Regions from separate parts of the Homo sapiens genome. Here regions 1 and 3 are each linked to region 2. The links are chromatin loops, found by intact Hi-C in ENCODE. Cell type or tissue: OCI-LY7. All regions are shown on one strand.

What was found. A loop is a pair of places that touch in the nucleus more often than their neighbours do. Peaks named below come from ENCODE experiments on the same cell type or tissue, not always from the same donor. Only the 100,000 strongest peaks of a DNase experiment are listed, where the experiment ranks them.
Region 1: it touches region 2 in a loop (9-fold over the local background); 17 of 110 quality-filtered maps call a loop at or near these places.
Region 3: a loop joins it to region 2, with 11 times the contacts of the local background. A loop is called at or near these places in 11 of 110 quality-filtered maps.

The regions. Positions count from the first base shown.
Region 1 is chr2:198,656,495-198,658,994 of GRCh38, forward strand. The region is part of intron 1 of LOC105373831 (a long non-coding RNA gene); the gene reads right to left. Among named protein-coding and RNA genes, the nearest start is that of LINC01923, 280 kb to the left of the region's middle. In OCI-LY7, a CTCF peak has its summit at 1,226 (motif pointing right); a DNase peak (open chromatin) is centred at 1,217.
Region 2 is chr2:199,484,591-199,487,090 of GRCh38, forward strand. No RefSeq gene overlaps it. Among named protein-coding and RNA genes, the nearest start is that of SATB2-AS1, 18 kb to the left of the region's middle. In OCI-LY7, CTCF peaks have their summits at 545 (motif pointing left) and 1,546 (motif pointing right); DNase peaks (open chromatin) are centred at 541 and 1,551; H3K27ac peaks cover 430 bases.
Region 3 is chr2:199,018,924-199,021,423 of GRCh38, forward strand. No RefSeq gene overlaps it. Among named protein-coding and RNA genes, the nearest start is that of SATB2, 440 kb to the right of the region's middle. In OCI-LY7, CTCF peaks have their summits at 1,164 and 1,387; a DNase peak (open chromatin) is centred at 1,148.

The sequences.
Region 1 (2,500 bases), 830 kb before region 2:
TTCCAATATTAGCAATTACAAACTTGTTTTAACCACTGCTTCTTCCAAGGTGGACTGTATGCCTTCCATGAGTAAATATGGATTTACAGGAATTTTCTCTGACCTTTATGAAATGCTATGGCAGATTATATTACAGCATTTCATTCTTCTATATACAATGTGAAGGTCACTTACGTTCTGTAATGACTGAAACCTCTATTTTACTAATGTTTTCCATATCACATTTCCAACTTGGTCTCTAGCTTTATCCTTGTAGTCTGGAAGTCATTGGGCAGACCAATTTATTGCCTAAGGTTAAGTAAAAACAATTTTAAGAAAAAGTTGTAGATATTCTAAAATATTCTATAGTGGCTTTTTCTATGTTCACAACTTTTTCACTTCTTTTTCCAGAAAATCCTAACCAGCACTTACTTCTTCCTACCCTGTGTATTTTCTTCACTCATTTTAGTTGCTGCCTTTGATCCCTCTTCCCTCGTTTAGAAACTTTCTTTGATTCTTTAGACTAAGTTAATCAAAGAGGACCTCCATGGATGCATGGGGCATGTCCCAAGCCCAGGCATGCTAAGTGATATGGCTTGAGCTTCTCAGCAGATAATGTCCTGTTCTTTCATGTACACTAGTGACTCATTTGCAAAAAAAAAAAAAAACAAAGAAAATCAAAATAAGAACTGTTTTTGAATATTACACATGCTAAATATGAAGTCACATAAAATAAGTTTATTATTGATGGTGTGAAAAATTATTCTAGCGTGCATTTTTTTCACATGTTCACTGAGAAGACAATGAAATAGAAATCGCTATTATTGCTACCATCATAGATCTTTTCCAAATACAGTAAACTGTTGGTGGTTAGGGATGAAGAAAATCAGGTATCCTTTGGAAAATATAAGATTATGTGTTTAAAAATTATTTTAAGCTTTTGATTTTAGTGACTTGACAGGAGTGTTTCAAAATTCAGGAAAAAAACTTTCTTTTTTTTTTTTTTGCCACTCTTTTTCTAACCAGAAACCAACGATGCCAAAAGCATAAGATCAAACTCTGAGGGAACATGAACCTATAGATAAATCACTCACATACACAAACATGTATGAAATGGTATTCAGTGATATAGACGCCACACGATGTACAATTTTCACAGCAAAAGGAGGCTTGTATAAATTTTTAAAGGTACTGTAGACAAAAAATTTGGCCTAGGGTGTCGAAGGCAGTTGCCACCAGAGGGCGATTATTGAATGAGAGCTTCATTCTGCACAATTGCTTTTGTGTGTGTGTGTTTGTGTGAGTGTATGTGTGTGTCCAATTAATCAAAAAATGTAAAATACTCACAATGGAGCCTTAAGCTTCTTGCAGGAAAACTGCGATTTCTTTTTCCATTTCAAAAAAGAAAGCAAATATTGGTGGTGTGAGTAAAAGAAAGTAAAAGAAAAATGGAATTTCATAACTTCTAGATGAGCTAGTAGATATTTATATGACAAATTAAATGAAGAAAGTAGTGCCTTAGCACATCCTTTAAAAGCCAATGTGCTTCCCCCCAAAAGGTATTTATTTACTCTGTTTTACTCCTTTATGTTCCTTGGGAGTCACAGAGCAATTTGATGCCTATTGCCAGAGGTTTCTGAAGTCGTTAATTTTTAAAGGACTTTTTTCTTCTCCTTTCCAAGAGATGTCTTAGTAAGATATTTTGGATTTGATCCTAAACATCCTTTATAATTTCGTATACACTTTATTTTGGTCTGAACATCAGACCACATAAGGGACAGAGTGATACATTTAAAAACATGAAATGTAACATAATGCAAGCTTTAATACCTGGAACAGAGTAAACCAGTAGCTTTGAGTTATATTACCCACCATAAACTTTTTTAACCTGTGGCTCATTTTCAAAATAATAAACGTAACTATTCCATAAAAATATCTCAACACAGTAGAGCCAGAAAAGTGAAGGACATGAACAGATGGCACATCAATCTTCTGCATTTATACAATTTGTTTTTTAATGCAAATAGTGTGGGTTGCCTGCTCATGCCTTGGATATTTGTTCCAAAGATGAGCACATTTTCTTATCTTTCTGGATCAATGTGACATTTGCAGTTATCATAAAGTGGGAGCCCATTTAATGATGTTAATGCTTCCTTAATGTAAAAATAAAATCACCTTCTTTATAAAAGCAAACAGATTAAAAGTCCCAAAGAGACCATTGAAATCTGTGACATTTGCAGTTACTGGGAACTAGATGGCTTGATTATACACAGGTAAAAAAAAATCTTAAAAGCATTGTTTATGCTCATTAATCAGAACATTAAATATGAATTCTAGATTCTCCTATGAGCAAGAGAGTAAGAATATATTTGTATAATGAAACCAAGATGCCAAAGTATTTTTTAAAGTTACTGTAGTTAAATGTTAAATTAACAAGCATCTCTACATTTTCAAAGAGCTTGAAGATTTTTAGTCTTTGTGGATCCTTAAATAATACTATTTCTAAGATGTACTATTTTGC
Region 2 (2,500 bases):
GCATTTGATGGAAACATCCCTTGGGTCCACTTTGACTCTGTCACTCTGTCGAATGGTTCTAAGTTTGTCTGTGCAATGATTTGCTGGGAGCTAGGCAAGTTGCTGAACCTATTTTTACAACATATTCATGTCAGAATCATGGTAATCTCTAAATACAACACAAAAGTGTGGCCAAGAACAATTGGCATCTGTGGCATTGATGTAGAGATCATTGCTACCATTTTCCCCAGGCCTTTGATTTCCTAACTTCTCTGTCTCACATTCCCTGCTTGTTCATGGCTGCCATTTCAAGACTTAAACAAATAATGGAAACTGAGGAAATTTGCTCCGGACCATCTAACATTTCCAGATCGCACTACACCCCCCAGGTGTATCCAGGCTTCTGCTTCTATCATGGTCACCATCATCATCACTCTGCTGATGGGAAAGCTCTAACAACCATTCCTTTCTTAGGTTTCTTCCTCTTCCAGTGAACCATCTCTGCAAAGTGGACAGGTCTGGCACCCATCCTATCCTGAAGTAGGCTCCCAGCACCCTCTGCTGGGCTCTGCCTAAAGCAGAGGAACCAGCAGGGCCTTTCAGAGCAGGGAGGTTGCTGAAGGAATCAAACAGAGACAGGGACTTCAAAGCCATTCATGCTGAGTGAAGGCAGTACTCCAATTAGGCTCCTTCCCTCCATTTCCTAAAGGCAGCTTTCCAAATCTTGACATCCAAACCCTATAAATTATTTTCCTCACCCTTAAGGGGACATAATTGCTTGAATTCAGGCAACTATGGACCACTCATTCCCTGCCCCACCTCAGTCACCCTCTATGCACCAGTAGAAGCCACCAGAGACCAGAAGCCAAGGTATCCAATCAGATCTTCCATGATCCATCACTAGTTCTGTCACTTAACAGCTTTTAAATGCTGGTCAAGGCAACCTTTTTTTTGGTTTCTTAGCTATAACATATGGATAAAAATCTATACATGCCTTGTCTGCCTCACAAGATGTTGTGACAATAAAAAGTGATAATTTGCTGAAAAGGACTTTGAAAACTGTAAAGTACTATGCAAAATTCAGCTATTCCTGCTTTGATATCAATGTCTATGAGTCAAACCACAATGTCAGTTTAGAAAAACAATAAAGCAAGTTCTTACACATAAAATGTATTATCTGAAATTTTTATATCAACCAAATAAACAGAATTATCAGCTTTCCTAAGCTTGATGTGGTAACAAGCTCATATCCAACATCTCAGTAATCTACAACGTAGATTCCACATGTAGAACCTGGTATCATCTCAGAAGCTAACCCCAAGTCAAATCTAGTTAGAGTCATAGAGAGCTGCACCTCATCCCCACACCATTCTCTAGGACAGGAGTCCACACAAACGAAATCAAAGTGCTTGGGATGGGAAGACAAGCTGGAAATTCCTGTGTGTTTAGCCAGGCTGCAAACCAGACACGTTGGGGAGTTTTTGTTACTCCCCCTGCTTTGAGGCCACCCTTTTCTCATAGTGACATTCCTGCCTTTGCAGTCTCATTCGGTAGCACCTCTGCCCATGCACTGGACTTTAGCGCCCTCTAGGTGGGGGTCTGTCCTCCTAGCCACTAGAGCCATGCTGTCCAATACAAATATAATGCAACTTATGTAATTTTAAATGCTCTAGTAGCCATCTTTTAAAAATAAAATAGTAGAATTAATTTTAATAATGTATTTTATTTAGCCCAACATATCTAAAATATTTTCTTTTCTTTTTTTTTTTTTTTTTTTTTTTTTTTTGAGACGGAGTCTCGCTCTGCCGCCCAGGCTGGAGTGCAGTGGCACGATCTCAGCTCACTGCAAGCTCCGCCTCCCGGGTTCACGCCATTCTCCTGCCTCAGCCTCCCGAGTTGCTGGGACTACAGGCGCCTGCAACCACGCCCGGCTAATTTTTTGTAATTTTAGTAGAGATGGGGTTTCACTATGTTAGCCAGGACGGTCTCGATCTCCTGACCTCGTGATCCGCCCGCCTCGGCCTCCCAAAGTGCTGGGATTACAGGCATGAGCCACCGTGCCCGGCCTCTAAAATATTTTCAACATGTAATCAATACAAAACATTGTTCAGATATTTCATGTTCTTTTTTTCCCCACACTAACTCTGAAAATCAGTATGTGTTTTATATTTATAATACATTTCAGTTTTGGACTAGCTGAATTCCAAGGGCTCCAGAGCCACATGTGGCTGGGGGCTACTGGATTGGACAGCATAGCACTAAAGTAAGTCACTGCCATGCATAACAGTCTTTGCCCAGTGCCATTTTGTTTCCTAGATCCTCAAAGCCAAGTTTCCAAGGTTTCCAAACTGCTAACAAGATAACCTGAGGCTCCATGGTAATAAGAGGGAATTAGAAGAGTTAAGCCTCTCTACTCTTCCCTTTATTAACTGCCAAGCACCACACACACCCCACACACAATATGTTTGAAATATACAAGTTCCTCCCTCTTCTCCTAGAAACTTTTGTATTTCAATAGGAA
Region 3 (2,500 bases), 470 kb before region 2:
CTGTACCCAATTCATACAAGCTACACAGGAATACACAAAACACACATATGCTCCTCAAACATCTGCCAGCTACCTCAGTTCACCAGCCTGTGTTATGAGTCACACCCATCCACATCTGCTATTAGAACTTTCCAGCTGATTTCAGATAAGCCACCTTCTACAATTTCACAAAAACTCATAAGTTGCAACACTTCTGACACCCACTTACACAAGCAAACTTCAGGTTTGTTTCAAGGTAATGTGACATATTTATGGTAAAATAGTATTTATGTATTTCCGGACCATGTAATGTGTGTAAAAGAGAACTCTCATATTTGTTAGATTTCAAACTTGTTTTACGTATCACTGACAAAGGTTTTGAGTGTTGTGCCCCTTGTGCATAAGCCCTACAACACATATGTCATATTATAGCAGAGTTGACTGTATTTGAAATGCAAATTCACAGTCTTTCTGCATTAAGTTTCTAAAACTAAGCAAACATGTAGGATCATCAAGGTGATTACAGAACTCTAATTATGGTTTCTTTGAATCATAAAATGTGTTTAATAACAATTCTTAGAACAAGAAGGATTTTATAAGCTTAAGAAAATTATAACTTTCTGATTGCATATGCTTTATATCAGGTATAATATTGTGTTTCTATCTTATTTGGGTGTTAAATTTTTGCACTTTATTTTTATGTCTATATATCATACACGCTTACATGAGTGAAAAGAAGTAATTAAAAATAATTCCTTTTAGTTTTAAAAGAAATTGTGAATTTTATGAAATATGTGTGTGTGGAAAGTGGAGTTATAAGTGCAATCTAAATTCATCCTGAAAGAGTTAATGTTGCCTAAATGTTGGATACTTACAGTAAAAAGAAAGGGAGTAGGAAAAGAAAGGAAAGAAACTTTACTCTTTAAGCAGGGAAGAGGATTACTGCTTTCAAGAAATTTTAATAATGCAGGAAAAAAGTCTTAATGCTCATTAAAATATTATAAAATTCTTATAATCCAGACATACAATGGATATGTTTGTGGAAAAAAAAGAGAAGAAAATATTAACATCAAAAGTCTTGCAGACGGTTTCATTCTGAAGCCCTTGAGGTTTAAGAAGGCATCCCTCCAAACTGTACCTAACTAGCTCAGTGTGTGGGCGTGTACCAGAGACGCCTGTCCACTAGGGGCTAGACTTTCACCAATAAACTGCTTTTAACTACAGCACTTAAATCAAGTCCTATTTAACTGGCATACAAATACAAGGATATTTTTATTAAATTTCTGAAATATAATTCCTATCATAAAGAGATAATTTTAAAATAAGTACTTCTGATCAGTTTAATAGTTTAAATGTAAGTGACTCAAAGATGTATAGTCTCAAATAAAATGCTACTGCAGGAACTTTATATTGTGAATTAAAATCGTTTGATCATAGAAATATTTGGGCTTTTTTTTCCTCTCTTTCACTTTCTAGCTTTGTGAAGACTAAAGACTTTATCATGCACTAATCATGCTTAATTAACATCAAGCAATCAGGTCATGGTGTGCCTATTGTCATACAAATATATTAGAAGCAGCACAAGACTATAAGTATTTTTTTTTAATTTTTGGAATTCACTCATTTATCAAAGATGTACTGAATTACTTCTGGATACTGTTATTTGGAAATGAGTTATACTGTTTTTTATTGTCTAGTTATTCCTAACAAGGAGGTGTAACTTTTATGATAACAAAAAGGAGTACTTTTTAAATTTAAGATTTATTTATTAAACTCCTATGCATCCTGCTGTAACCATACAAAGATGAACAAAACAAGAACCCTATCTCGTTTGTCAATCTCATTAGGAAGACAGACAGGCATATAAGCAAAACCCTCCCTGAACAACCACCTTCTCCCCCGCTAAGGTGTATAAAGGGCAGTGGTACACTGCAATGCAAGGTGTGCAACAATTACAAGCAATGGCTTTGGAATCAGAGAGAGTACAGTCTAAATATTGGCTCTACCATGTGATTCTCAGCATGTTTTTAGCCACTCTAAGTCTCCCTTTCCTCACAGTGAATCAGGAATTGTAATTCCTACCTCACAGGATTAAGTGGAATAATGTATGTAAATTTCAGTACAATGCCTGGCATGTGCTAAGTCTTCAAAAATGGTATATGTTTTCACAGTGGAGCACTAAGGAAATGTGGAGCAGGGCATTGAGAACTGACATCTACCAATCAACACGTGATGAACAGAGGCAGGAAGATTGTCACTGCACCAAGGGCCATCTACTTTAGTGTTGCACAACATTAGAGTTTTAGGGTGAGGTTTTGTGTGTGTGTGCGTGTGTGTGTGTGTGTGTGTGTGCTCAAGAAGCATAACCACTTAATGGCACAGAGTCTATTTTGAAGCTCGAAAACCAGTAAGACCATAGAACTCTCTCAGGAGGAATGAGGAGTTGGCTGAGTTCTGCCCAAGGAAGTTCTCACAAGAGGGCATTGTAAAATGTCCTTATTCCTCAGAACTTAACTTTAAA